Linked DNA regions of Homo sapiens: region 2 is linked to region 1. A link is an interaction called in ENCODE POLR2A ChIA-PET data of the cell type or tissue named here. Cell type or tissue: PC-3. All regions are shown on one strand. Links, peaks and the distances in the headings refer to the core of each region. The heading gives the core; the rest is flanking DNA.

The links. Peaks named below come from ENCODE experiments on the same cell type or tissue, not always from the same donor. Only the 100,000 strongest peaks of a DNase experiment are listed, where the experiment ranks them.
Region 2: POLR2A ChIA-PET joins it to region 1 with 9 read pairs; 2 of 35 experiments call an interaction of 5 or more read pairs at or near these places.

Annotation. Positions count from the first base shown.
Region 1 is chr13:20,850,954-20,859,453 of GRCh38, reverse strand. It overlaps XPO4 (exportin 4), which reads left to right. Exons shown (of 23, transcript NM_022459.5): 4 at 3,689-3,827. Among named protein-coding and RNA genes, the nearest start is that of XPO4, 48 kb to the left of the region's middle. In PC-3, for the core only: no CTCF peak of the experiment used is centred there; no DNase peak of the experiment used is centred there.
Region 2 is chr13:21,067,749-21,072,748 of GRCh38, reverse strand. It overlaps LOC105370104 (a long non-coding RNA gene), which reads right to left. Exons shown (of 4, transcript XR_941728.1): 2 at 2,692-2,773; 3 at 409-445. Among named protein-coding and RNA genes, the nearest start is that of LATS2, 8.7 kb to the right of the region's middle. In PC-3, for the core only: no CTCF peak of the experiment used is centred there; DNase peaks (open chromatin) are centred at 1,598 and 2,958; H3K4me3 peaks cover 771 bases; H3K27ac peaks cover 1,270 bases.

The DNA.
Region 1 (8,500 bases), core at 3,493-8,492:
TAATTTTTTGTATTTTTAGTAGAGACGGGGTTTCACTGTGTTAGCCAGGATGGTCTCCATTTCCTGACCTCGTGATCCGCCTGCTTCAGCCTACCAAAGTGCTGGGATTACAGATATGAGCCACCGTGCCTGGCCTAATTTTTGTATTTTTAGTAGAGATGGTTTCAGCATGTTGGCCAGGATGGTCTTGATCTCTTGACCTCATGATCTTCCCATCTCGGCCTCCCAAAGTGCTGGGATTACAGGTGTGAGCCACCGTGCCCAGCCTCCTTTTCAGTTTTTTAAATTGAGACAGGGTCTTGCTGTGTTGCCCAGGCTGGTCTCTAACTCCTGAGCTCAAACAGTCCTCCTGCCTCAGTACCCCAAAGGGCTGGGATTGCAGGAATGAACCACCGTACCTGGCCCAAATTAATCTCATTTTAAAATCATTTTGATAATTTAGAAGCTAAAGTAATTAGTTTGATTGTAGAGTTGATTGTAGGGTTCCACATTGAAATAGCTCACATATATATATATATATATATATATATACACACACACATATATATATATATTTTAATTTTTTCTTTTTTTGTTTTTTCTTGAGACGAAGTCTTGCTCTGTCACCCAGGCTAGAGTGCAATGGCGCAATCTTGGCTCACTGCAACCTCTGCCTCCTGTGTTCCAGCGATTCTACTGCCTCAGCCTCTGGAGTAGCTGGGATTACAAGCATGCGCCACCATGCCCAGCTAATTTTTTGCATTTTTAGTAGAGACGGGGTTTCACCATTTTGGCCAGGCTGGTCTCGAACTCATGACCTCATGATCCGCCCTCCTTGACCTCCCTAAGTGCTAAGATTACAGGCATGAGCCACCACACCTGGCTTACATACATATTTTTTATCTCAAACATTTTTTTTAAGAGAGAGAGTCTTGCTGTGTTGCCCAGGCCAGAATGTGGTGGTAAACACACCCTTTTTCCAGTAGAGGCTCAGTTAACATTTTGTCACATTTAATTTCTCTCTTATGTATATGTACATTTTTTACCCTTAACTATTCGAGAGTGCCACAGACATCATGATACTTTAGCCTTAAAGTTCTTGAACGTGTCTCTTCTGAAAGCATAATCTCAATACTCTTGATATAATTGGCATATTTATATGATCTAACAATTCTGATTCCATATTCTGAGTTTCCCAATTGTCTGAATAATATTTACATCCTTTTTCCTTTATACTTTTTTTTTGGTATTGCAGTCTGTCACTTCAGATCTATTAATATTTGCTTTATTTAGGTACAGTAGGTTTTTTTTTAATCTAGGTGAGCCAGAGATTGTACAGTGTATTTAGTCATGTCTCTTTTAATCTAGAATAATTGTGTGCTCTTTTTTGCCTTTCATGACACAGATATTTGTATCTTGTAGAATGCCCTACAGTGTGGATTAGATTCAAGTTAAACGTTTTTGGCATACTGCATAGGTAGAATACTATAGGCTATGTAGTAGACTATTACATAAATAATGTGTACTTCCCATTACATGCACAGAATTTTTTCTTTTTTATTTTTTCCTCTTAATTGAAATAAAATTTGTATACAGTGAAATGCACAATGTCCTTTATGAAAGAGGCAAGTGTAGCATAGTGGTCAAGAAAGGGATTTGCACCCTACTTCTGCCACTTAACTCTGCAGCATTGGGCAGATTACTTCTTTGTGCATTAATTTTCTGATTTGATTTTTTTGTTTGTTTTTGAGATGGAGTCTCGCTCTGTTGCCCAGGCTGGAGTGCAGTGGCGCAGTCTCAGCTCACTGCAAGCTCCGCCTCCCGGGTTCATGCCATTCTCCTGCCTCAGCCTCCCGAGTAGTTGGGACTACAGGTGCCTGCCACCACGCCTGGCTAATTTTTTTTTTTTTTAGTAGAGACGGGGTTTCACCGTGTTAGCCAGGATGGTCTCTATCTCCTGACCTCGTAATCCGCCTGCCTTGGCCTCCCAAAGTGCTGGGATTACAGGCGTGAGCCACTGCGCCCGGCCTTCTGATTTGATTTTTAAATGGAGTGAATAATAGTAGTAGTATCATGGGGATTAGATGTGTTAATATTTGTGAAACCAGTTCATATAAATTCTTGCATATAGTAAGCATTCAATAAATGGTAGCTATTATTTATTCTAATAATAATTTTAATTCTTGCCAGTAGAGATATTTAAAACTATGTTTGTGTACATTTGTAGTCATAGTCTTCAGCTTTATGTACATTTTCTAGTAGTAGTCAGTGCCTATGAAACTATTCTGTCCCCCTAAAAGTACAGAAATTCCCTTTGGCCAACTAATATTCTTATGCATAGTAGGATCTCTGCATTTATTTGCTTAATGAGTGAAAGATAAATGGTTCAAGTGTATGTTTTGAAGGAATGTTTTTTCACTTCAGTCTTGACGATAGGGAGACATATTTATTCATCTGTATAAATATCTAATAAATGCATGTTATGCAGCAGGTAGTGTGCTTTGCATATGCTAGTGTGCATAGAGTGGGTGGCTGATCTGGGAGCTAGTGAACCAGTAGTAACAGATATGTCCTGTCATGTGAGGGTGCCGTGGGAGCCCTTAGTAATAACTTTCTGGAGAAAGTGACGTCATAATCTTGGGAGAGGGAATAGAAGTTCAGAGGCCTGGAAGTCAAAAGAGTGTGGAGTGAGGAACTGAAAGGTCAATATGTCTGCAGTTGTGCGTGTGTGTGGAAGGGCAGAAGTCAAGGAGAGGAGCAGCCACTGGTGGCTATAGGTGGGTCTCCAAACTGGGACACTTTTGAGAGTGAAATAAAGAACGACTAATAATTATTTGGGGCAACAGGTGAATTGAGGCTGTCCCAGGAAAGCTAGAATGGTTCCCACTGCTTATAAGCCATGTTAAGGGGTTTGGGTTTATTCCAGGGGCACTTGGTGGTTGTATCTTTGTGGGATTCCAGAGGCTAGATTATAAAGTTTGGGATTATGTTTTCTGATCCTTATCTTTCAGAAAAGATTGTGAAAAGTCAATTAAGTTTCTGTGCCCTTGTGGTCAAATGGGCTTGGTAAAATGCCTCCACTTGGGATGGGTGCTTCTGTCATCACATGGAGGAACAGAACCTAGATATGAACATTTTGAATGTTTGTGTGTGTGTGTTTTACAATTTTATGTTTCCATAATGATGTATCTCGGATAGCTAGTATGTTGCCTTTTCACATTAAAGGGAAATGGGATTTAGGATTAGATTAGTAGTTGTAGACGTAGGTTAGATCAGAATTTATCTCCAGACTAGTGGAATCTTAATCTTAGTGATTTTTTTCCCTACAAATATTTAACAGGGAGCTGACTTACATCTGTTGAACACTTCCTGGAGCAAATAACACTTGTATAGTGCTTAGTATGTACTGGGCACAGTTCTAGGAACATTTAACCCTTATAATAACACTAGTAGTGTTATTCTCATTTTACAGATTGAAAACCAAGGCCCTGAATGCTAACTGTCTTGCCCAGGGTCATACAGCCCGTCCACAATGGAGCCTGGGTTTGAACCCAGGCCTCCTGGCTTTGGAGTCTGTACATAACCCTTTGGCTCTTCTACTCTCACATGTAAGCAATGTTATTAGTAGCTTCAGGCATAGAGAGAAGTTTGGGAGTATTCTTGTATTAGATTTAGGTAAATTTTTCACAATGATTTTTATGTTTTACAGCCTTCAAAAGTATGTTCGGGAACAGATTCTACTAGCAGTAGCAGTAATTGTAAAAAGAGGATCATTAGATAAATCAATTGACTGCAAAAGCATTTTTCATGAAGTCAGCCAGTTGATTAGTAGTGGCAATCCCACTGTGGTAAGTGTGCTATTTGTATTTATAAATATTAACAATTTATATTTTCTGTTACACAAATAGCATTATAGCAAGAGTAATGGATATCTACATAAAAATAGTGAAAAAGCTATCAGTCAAGCAATTTTCATTTGTTCAGGTTTTCTTCTAGTCTTTTTTTTTTTTTTTCCCTTGTGACAAGAGTTTTGCTCTTGTTGCCCAGGCTGGAGTGCAATGGCATGATCTTGGCTCACCGCAACCTCTGCCTTCCGGGTTCAAGCAATTCTCTTGCCTCAGCCTCCCAAGTAGCTGGGATTACAGGCATGTGCCACCACACCTGGCTAATTTTGTATTTTTAGTAGAGACAGGGTTTCTTCATGTTGGTCAGGCTCGTCTCAAACTCCCGACCTCAGGTGATCCGCCTGCTTCTGCCTCCCGAAGTGCTGGTATTACAGGTGTGAGCCACTGCGCCTGGCCTAGTCTTTTTAAATATATATGTACATAATATAAATGCAGTGTACTTTGCTTTTTCGTTTGATTCTGTATTTTCCATGTTGCCATAAATATTCATAATCATTATTTTAATTGTTATAAAATATTATAAGTTAATATGCCATAATATTGTTAGCCGTTTCTATTGAACTTTGTTTTGCCATTTCTAATAAACCTTTGACAGCTACTAGTGAATACAGAAGTGTTTGAATAAAGTAGAAAATATCTGACATGAAAATAATTAAAAGTTGCTGTCCTAATAGGCCATGGGACTTCAGGAGTTACTGTCAACTGAACAAATTAGGGGTTATTGTTCTTGGCTGAATTAGTTTGGGAAGCATGGTTCTCCCACCCTCTCCACTCTCCTGTCCACCTTTTAGAGAGCTGGAGTTGTGCCTGGAGAGTGGCTGTTTGGTTGTAATCACTCTGTCTGAGGCAGGAGGAGTTGCGGTTGCTATTAATGATTAGCTGTGATTCTTTGTTTAACCTATCAACTTTTATCACCTGAATGATATTTAACTCATATAGAATTGAGATTGGTAATACTTGGCCATTCTGAGTCTCGGATATTATTACATCTTTAAGTATTTTGGGTAGCTTATTACCTTTACAATTTATTTAATCATTTTAAAGATATCTATGTGAGGCTATGTACCTTATAACTGTTTGTTAATTCCTTTTGTCTTCAGTGGCCCCTCAGTTAATGGATGTGATTTTAACGATGTAGTTGATGCTTTGAGGTTGAGATGCTGTGGTGTATTTTAGGAGGGCCACATACATTGTCCCTTGCTTTCCACAATATCTTGGATCTCTTCTCTTCTGCCTTCCTGTCCATCACTTTTCACCGCACACAGCTATGCGCTCAACTCACTCTCCCAGCCATCTGCCTCCACTCTGCTTAGGACCGCAGACTGATACCTCAGGAGTCTAGACCCACGGAATCTGTAAGCAAGCTGATCAGGACTTTGGAACTTACTATATATACCCTACGTGTTTTTTGTTTTCCTTAGAAATTCATCAATGGTCTTGTGTTTGTTCTTTTTTTTCCTTAACTTTATTGAGAAGTAATTTACATGCATTACTATGTCTGTCTAAAATGCACACCTCGTTAAGTTGTGACTGTTGTGTATACCAGTAAACTCCTACCATAGTCAAGATACAGAACATTTTTATTTACATCTTGATTTTTGATTGTGTGATATTAAGTTTTATGCCATTTTTGTGGCAAATTTCAAGAGTAGTGCTGTCCAGTAGAACTTACTGTGTTGAAAGAAGTGTTCTATGTCTGTGCTCCCCAATATGTAGCCACTACACTGGCCACTTGTGGCAGTTGGTGATGTGAAATGTGGCTAGGGTGACTGAAGAACTGAATTTTCTAATTTTTTAAATTTTAATTTAAATTCAAATAGCCACACATAGTTAGTGACAAACGTATTGGATAGTGTCATTCTAAAGACCGATAATTTAATTTTATGGCCCCTTTACTTAATCTTAGTATTGTGAAATTTAATTTTTGTATAAAACTAATAAATTTGAAAGTATATATGTTTGAATCTTTACATTCTATAAGTCATTTTGATTTTATGAAGTGGGAATATTTCTTGAAAGAAGGGTTCATATTAAATTTTTGAGGTGAAAATTATGGGGAGCTACTTTTTTTAAATTTAAGAGACAGGGTGTAATGCAGTGGTGCATAGCTCACTTCAGCCTCAGTCTCCTGGGCTCAGCCAATCCTCCCACCTCCCACCTCAGCCTCTCGAGTAGCTGGGATTAAGGTACAGGCTACTGTACCTGGGTAGGAAGCTATTTTTTTTTTTTTTTTGAGACAGGGTCTCACTTGCTCTGTTGCACAGTCTGTGGAGTGCAGTGATATGATTACAGCTCACTGCAGCCCCGACCTCATGGGCTCAGTCTTCCCACCTTAGTCTCTCCTGAGTAGCTGGGACTATCGGCACAAGCCACCACTCCTGGCTAATTTTTAAAGTTTTTTTGTAGCGATGAGGTTTCACTATGTTGCCTAGGCTGGTCTCGAACTCCTGGGCTCAAGTGATCTCTTGCCTCAGCCTTCCAAAATGCTGGGATTACAGATGTGAGCCACCACGGCTGGCCATGGGAAGCTATTTTTACTTAGAGTAATATAAATTGTGGTAGTAGATATAGTCTCCATTTCTGATCAGCATGTCATGAGCTTTAGATAAATCAATTGACCGCAAAAGCATTTTCCATGAAGTCAGCCAGTTGATAAGTAGTGGTAATCCCACTGTGGTTAAGTGTGCTATTTGTATTTATAAATATTAACAATTTATATTTTCTGTTACACAAATAGCATTATAGCAAGAATAATGGATATCTACATAAAAAAAGTGAAAAGGCTCTCAGTCAAGCAATTTTCATTTGTTCAGGTTTTCTTCTAGTCTTTTTTAATATATGTATATAATATAGATGTGGTGTACCTTGCTTTCTCATTTGATTCTGTATTTTCCATGTTGCCATAAATATTCATAATCATTATTTAAATGTTATAAAATATTATAATCAAATATACCATAATATTCAAATATACCAAATATAATATTACCAAATATTATAAGATTTGTTCATGAGATGCTGATGCTTCAGCAGTGTCTACACGAGTTGTATAATGGTAATCTTGTCATTTCTATGAATTTGTTCGAATTTGCTTCCAAACTAATGGCCATGTGCATTATCCAATGTTGGTCATCATCGATAGCCTGGGGAAAAAGAAGTGGTGGATATACTTAGATAAAAATAGCAGAGAAAAGGTTTGCAACTGAGGCTGCTACTTGGAAATATTATCCTTGCCCCCAATGCCCTGAATCAAGTTGCACTTCATATTTTAGATTTCACTTAAGAACATCTTGTTTCATTTTGACAGTGTGCAGTAAAGGAGTCCAGCTCCTTGTGACAGACAGGATTTAAACTTGAGGAACATTACTAGTAACTCTGAGATCTATCTATTTATGACTAATGCCTTTCCCTTGTTAGTTTGGTGATCATTCCAGCCAGGATTTTGGTATTGGGGTAGAATTTATGCGGCCTGCCCTCACCCCCTACAAGTAGCTTGTTGGCACTGGGACGGCGCAGGCGAAGGGTCAAGAGTCCCTTGCCTCTCTCAGGAATGAGCACATACTTGGGAACTGAGTTCTCTGCTTCCTTTCCCCTTGGGTAATTTGACCCAGCACAAAAACTAGTCCCACTGCAACCTGGCAATTGGATTTTTTTGGAGCCACTGAAATAACTGATCTTCTGAGAATGATTGGAACAGATATAGCTGTTCAGTTAGAGAAGATTTTGCTCTCTTCATAGTGTGTACACTTTGAGAATAGTGGATAAATGTAATATTCTCATGAAAGACTCCAAAGTTTTTTTTAAAGTCAAATTTCTGTCTTTCTTTCTTTCTTTCTTTCTTTTTTTTTTTTTTTTTTTGTGAGACCGGGTCTTGCTCTGTTGCCTCGGCTGGAGGGCAATGGTGTAGTCTTGGCCTACTGCAGCCTTGACCTCCCCATGCTCAGGTGATTCTTCTACCTTAGCCTCCTGAGTAGCTGGGACTACAGGTGCATGCCACCACACTGAGCTAATTTTTTGTATTGTTGTAGAGACAGGGTTTTGCTATGTTGCCCAAGCTGGTCTCAAACTTCCAGGCTCAAGCAATCTGCCCACCTTGGCCTCCCAAAGATTATAGGTGTGAGCCAACCATGCCTGGCCTAAAGTCAAATTTTTAATACCAGGGCTGAGAACTACTGTAATAGTAGGAAATCAGTATACTTCAGTGGGAAGTAGAATTTAATTTCAGGATTGCAGGATGAAATTTATTTTGGTGACTACATTAAAAACATTAAATGTGAAAAATATTCTCTATATGGCAGGTTAAATGCATACACTGTCCCTATTTGTCCTTGCCCAGTAGCTTGAAACTAGCTCAATAGGAAGGCCTAAAAAATGAAGTTCAGACATTTTCTTATATCATCCTCTCTTCTTCTTGGACTGTTAAGAATTTGTAAGTGGTTCAAGAATTTACTTAATGTTTTCATAGTCTCAGATATAAATGACAGTGAACAAGATGATTAAAACCTCTGTAAGAAAGGAGAATGATAACTGATCAGAACATTGATTTAGTATTGGCTATAAACTTTCTTTATAAAGGTGACTTTTAAGAGAGATTTGAAAAGTAGAAAAAATTAACT
Region 2 (5,000 bases), core at 1-5,000, 220 kb before region 1:
TGGCTCACGCCCTGTAATCCCAGCACTTTGGGAGGCCAAGATGGGCGGATCACTTGAGGTCAGGAGTTTGAGACCAGCCTGGCCAACATGGTGAAACCCCGTCTCTACTAAAAATACAAAAATTAGCTGGGCGTGGTGGCGTGCACCTGTAGTCCCAGCTACTCGGGAGGCTGAGGCAAGAGAATCATTTGAACCCAGCAGGCGAAGGCTGCAGTGAACTGAGATCGTGCCACTGGACTCTAGTCTGGGCAACAGAGTGAGACTCCATCTCAGAAAAAAAAAAAAAAGAAAAGAAAAAAAAACTAAAAATAAAATAGAACCATTAACCATTATAACAATATACTGTAATAAAAGTTATGTGAATTTGGTCTCTCTCTCTCCCAAAATATCTTACTGTATTGTACTCACCTATTTTCTGACCTTGGTTGACAGTAGGTAACTGAATCTGTGAAAAGCAAAGTCACAGGTAAGGGGGGACTACTGAACCACAAACTTAGTGGCTGAAAGCAACATAACTTGATTATCTTATAGTCCTGTAGGTCAGAAGCCCAATGTTGATCTTGTTGGACTAAAACCAAGGAGCTGGAGAGCTGCATCCCTTCCTGGAGGCTCTAGCAAAGGGGCTGTTCCTGCTAGTTGGGCTTTTAGCCTAATTCAGGTCTTTGTGGTTTTAGGACTGGGGAGTGTTTCTTGCTGGCTGTTCTCAGCTTCTGGAAGCTGCTGCATCCCTTGACTTGTGGCCTCCATCTTCAAAACTAGCAGCAGGGTCAAGTCCTTCTTTTGCTGTTGCATCTTTCTAGCCTCCCCTTCTGCCTTCTACTGCTTTTAAGGACCCATTTGACTACGCTGGGCCCCACCTGAATAATCCAGCATAGTCTCCCCCGTTTAAGGTTTGTAACCACAACCACATCTACAGCTCCCCCTTTGCCAAGTCAGGTAACACAGTCACTGGTTTCAGTCATTAAGGCATGGACATCTTTGGGGGTGGCTATTATTCTGCCTACTGCAAATGAGAAGGATTTCAACCAAAAGAGAAACTGGGGAGGGGACATCCAGGCCTGGAAAGGCACAAGCAGGGTATGGGGACAGATCCTATGCAGGAAATAGCCATTTCATTGGACCTGGGCTCAAGTGATCCTCCTGCCTCAGCCTCCCAAGTAGCTGGGACTACAGGCATGTGCCACCATGCTGGGCTCTCCGAAATAATTTTTACAGCTTACTCCCCAAGTATTTGTTTGACTGTACATAATCGCAGAGCTGTGCCATCTCATCTGTCTACTTCTTTGTTTACTTCATTTCCCTATTTCTCTAACATCTTCCCTGCTCTCTCAGAAGTCCATTATCTGCATGCCTCAAATACCAGGCTTTCTCTGTGACTTTGTTCTGTCCTTTTCTCCTTCCAAGTATCTTTACCTCAAACATTAGTTCTTCCTCCCACCAATGTCTTTCTGAAGGCTATTAGCTCTAGGACATTTTTCGAGTTCCAACCTCAAACCCAAGAACTCTTTTTGGCCTGGGGTTACCAACTATCAAATACGATCTGCAGAGACTGCATCCTGATTTGTGTAGATTTCCCTTTGCTCTCTGAAATTTGGCAGCCTCTTGGTTACTGGCCGGCTTCCACTTCTGCAGGTGAATCACCTTATCATAATCTCATCATGGTTTTCATTATCAAACCCATTTATCAAGCAGGCAAAGATAACTCATTCGGTTTTTATTTATCAGCTCTGGTTGATAAAGCAAAATACTGAGGGTTTTTTTTTTTTTTTTAGGAGACGAGTCTCACTCTTTCACCCAGGCTGGAGTGCAGTGGCATGATCTTGGCTCACTGCAGCCTCGGCCTCCCGGGTTCAGCAGTTCTCCTGCCTCAGCCTCTGGAGTAGCTGGGACTATAGGCACACACCACCACACCCGGCTAATTTTTTTTTTTGTATTTTAGTAGAGACAGGTTTCACCATGTTGCCCAGGCTGGTCTCGAACTCCTGAGCTCAGACAGTCCTCCCACCTCGGCCTCCCAAAGTGCTAGGATTACAGGCGTGAGCCACCTCGCCCGGCTGATAAAGCAAAATACTGGTCTTAAGGTCAGGCATGGTGGCTCACGCCTGTAATCTCAGCACTTTGGGAGGCCGAGGCGGGATCACAAGGTCAGGAGATCAAGAACATCCTGGCTAACACAGTGAAACCCTGTTCTCTACTAAAAATATAAAAAAAAATTAGCTGGGCGTGGTAGCGGGTGCCTGTAGTCCTAGCTACTCGGGAGGCTGAGGCAGGAGAATGGCGTGAACCCGGGAGGCAGAGCTTGCGGTGAGCTGAGATCGCACCACTGCGTTCTAGCCTGGGCAACAGAGCGAGACTCCATCTCAAAAAAAAAAAAAAAAAAATACTGGTCTTAAAAGGAGCTGTAAAATAACAACCAAAACAACATTTAGTAGTTAATTTTAAATTCAAAGTTTAAAAACATATCATGAAAATGTTTCCTTTACAGTTACACAATTAAATATGTATTGTCAATTTAGATTAACTCAGATGACTTTGAAAATATTAGTTTTGTTATGGAAATGGATTCTTGTTGAGATGAGAGTTTGGGCCTTACCCTGTTGCTCCTAAAGCAAGTTTTACCAATGTTTACTGCAAACGTTTGATAAAAAATTTAAATGGAAGGTTTTGGAGCATATAGAATTAAAACTTCACCTTTTCAATGGGATGTTTCTTTTAATTATAGACAAAGCAGCATTCTGCTCAGGTCTGCAAATGAAATGGAAGTTGCAGCCAACTGTAAACGTAATGAGAAATGAGTAAATAGTTGGTGTTGCTGTCATAGCTCACTCAGCAGACAGAGTAAGCTTTCGGGGGACGTGGTAAGAAAAAAAATTGTTTTAGCAATTCTTCTCTTACTAACGTAAGTGTCAACACAAGAATTCTGTAAATGCAGAATGTGATTTGTATCTTCATAGTGTATCTTTGAGCTTTTCTGGGAATGAATCTTCTCAAATTATTGAGCAATTCTGACTTACGCAACCACATAGTTTATTACTCATCTGAGAAGCAGAGTGGCTATTTGGAGAATGAAGCTACACTTGGAGTCTCTGGAGGTGGCTGGAAAGGGAGGTCTGCGGGGACTGGTCAGGTGGTTGCCCTGGAAAGTTGCTGGAACCCTGGGCCTTCCCTAACTATGCATTAGAGGCTGTTGCTGTATTTTCCTGGAGATTCAGTTTTCCAAAATAGCTAAAAGCAAAGCAATTAGAAATAAATTAAAATCAGAGGAAAATGTACAGTCTCATGATTTTAATATTGGAAAACATGAATAAGAATTGAAATTTAATACTGAAGATTTTCTCCCCTGGTACCCAAATTGTTTTCATAATTGTACAAAATGAGAATTTGTAATGGTTACAATGGTTAAAATGGTAAGTTTTATGTAATGTATATTTTACCACAAATTTAAAAATACGATTTAAATTAAGAAAGAAAACTAGTGGCAAAACCTATTAAATAAAGGCTTTTTAAAAATACAAAATAGGCCAGGTGCGGTGTCTCACACCTGTAATCCCAGCAATTTGGGAAGCCGAGGCGGGTGGATCACTTTGAGCTCAGAAGTTTGAGACCAACCTGGCCAACATGGCGTAACCCTGTCTTTACTAAAAATACAAAAATTAGCCGGACGTAATGGCGCAGGCCTGTGGTCCCAGCTACTCAGTAGGCTGAGGCAGGAGAATCACTTGAACATGGGAGGCAGAGGTTGCAGTGAGCTGAGATTGCACCACTACACTCCAGCCTAGGTGACAGAGTGAGATTCTGTCTCAAACAAACAATAATAATAATAATACTCGTTGGGCGAGGTGGCTCATGCCTGTAATCCTAACACCTCGAGAGGCGGAAATCACCTGAGCCCAGGAGTACGGGACCAGCCTGGACAACATAGCGAAACACAGTGTCTACAAAAAATACAAAAATTAGCCAGGCGTGGTAGCATGCGTCTGTAGTCCCAGCTGCTGGGGAGACTGAGGTAGGAGGATCCCTTGAGCCTGGGAGGTCGAGGCTGCAGTGAGCCGTGATCATGCCACTGCACTCCAGCCTGGGTGACAGACCCAGACCCTGTCTCAAAAAAGCAAAAACAAACAAAACAGTAATACTCCACTTTTCCCTAAATCTGACGTCCAATATTATAAACTCTGTGGAAAATGTCTAGGAAATGAGGGAGCAAAAGGTCTTTTGATAGTTGAAATAGCTGTCAGAAAGTTCTGGTTCTCTGCATAGAAAAAAAGGTTTTAAGGATAAGAAGTTCTATTAGTTTTTACTTTACATATAATTTTAATAAGCTAAGCAATGTTTCTTTGCTAATAGATTAAAAGTTTAAAATTAATAAGGTATGATATATTACTAAAGACTGGATTCTTAATAGCAGAGAAAAAAATAGCTGATTACCTAACAGAGACAAAACAACTCTAAAGAAAAAACCAACTGAGGCAAAAGTTTTTCCTTCTACATTCACATTCAACACTCAACACACTTCTGGTCACCAAAACGTGTGGGTTTTTCCCATCACACACCAACTGGGTGTCCTAGAATAATTCAGTTCAATTCTGACACTATCTACCTGGAGTTAGTGCAGACCCCATAGGTTAAGGGCTCAGTCCTAGAATACTGCCCCCATTTGGGATGCCAATAGTAGGTTGTCACCTAAACTGGTAATCAACTGTCTGTAAATCACTTTTCACTACCCCTTCTCAGGTTTTATTAGTTTGCTAGGATGGCTTATAAAACTCATGGAGGCCGGGTGCAGTGGCTCATGCCTTTGGGAGGCCGAGGCCAGCAGATCACTTGAGGTCAGGAATTTGAGACAGCCTGGCCAACATGGTGAAACCCCGTCTCTACTGAAAAAAAATTAAAAAACAACAAAAATTACCCAGGCATGGTGCCGCACGCCTGTAATTCCAGCTACTCGGGAGGCTGAGGCAGGAGAATCACTTGAACCCGGGAGGCGGAGTTTGCAGTGAGCT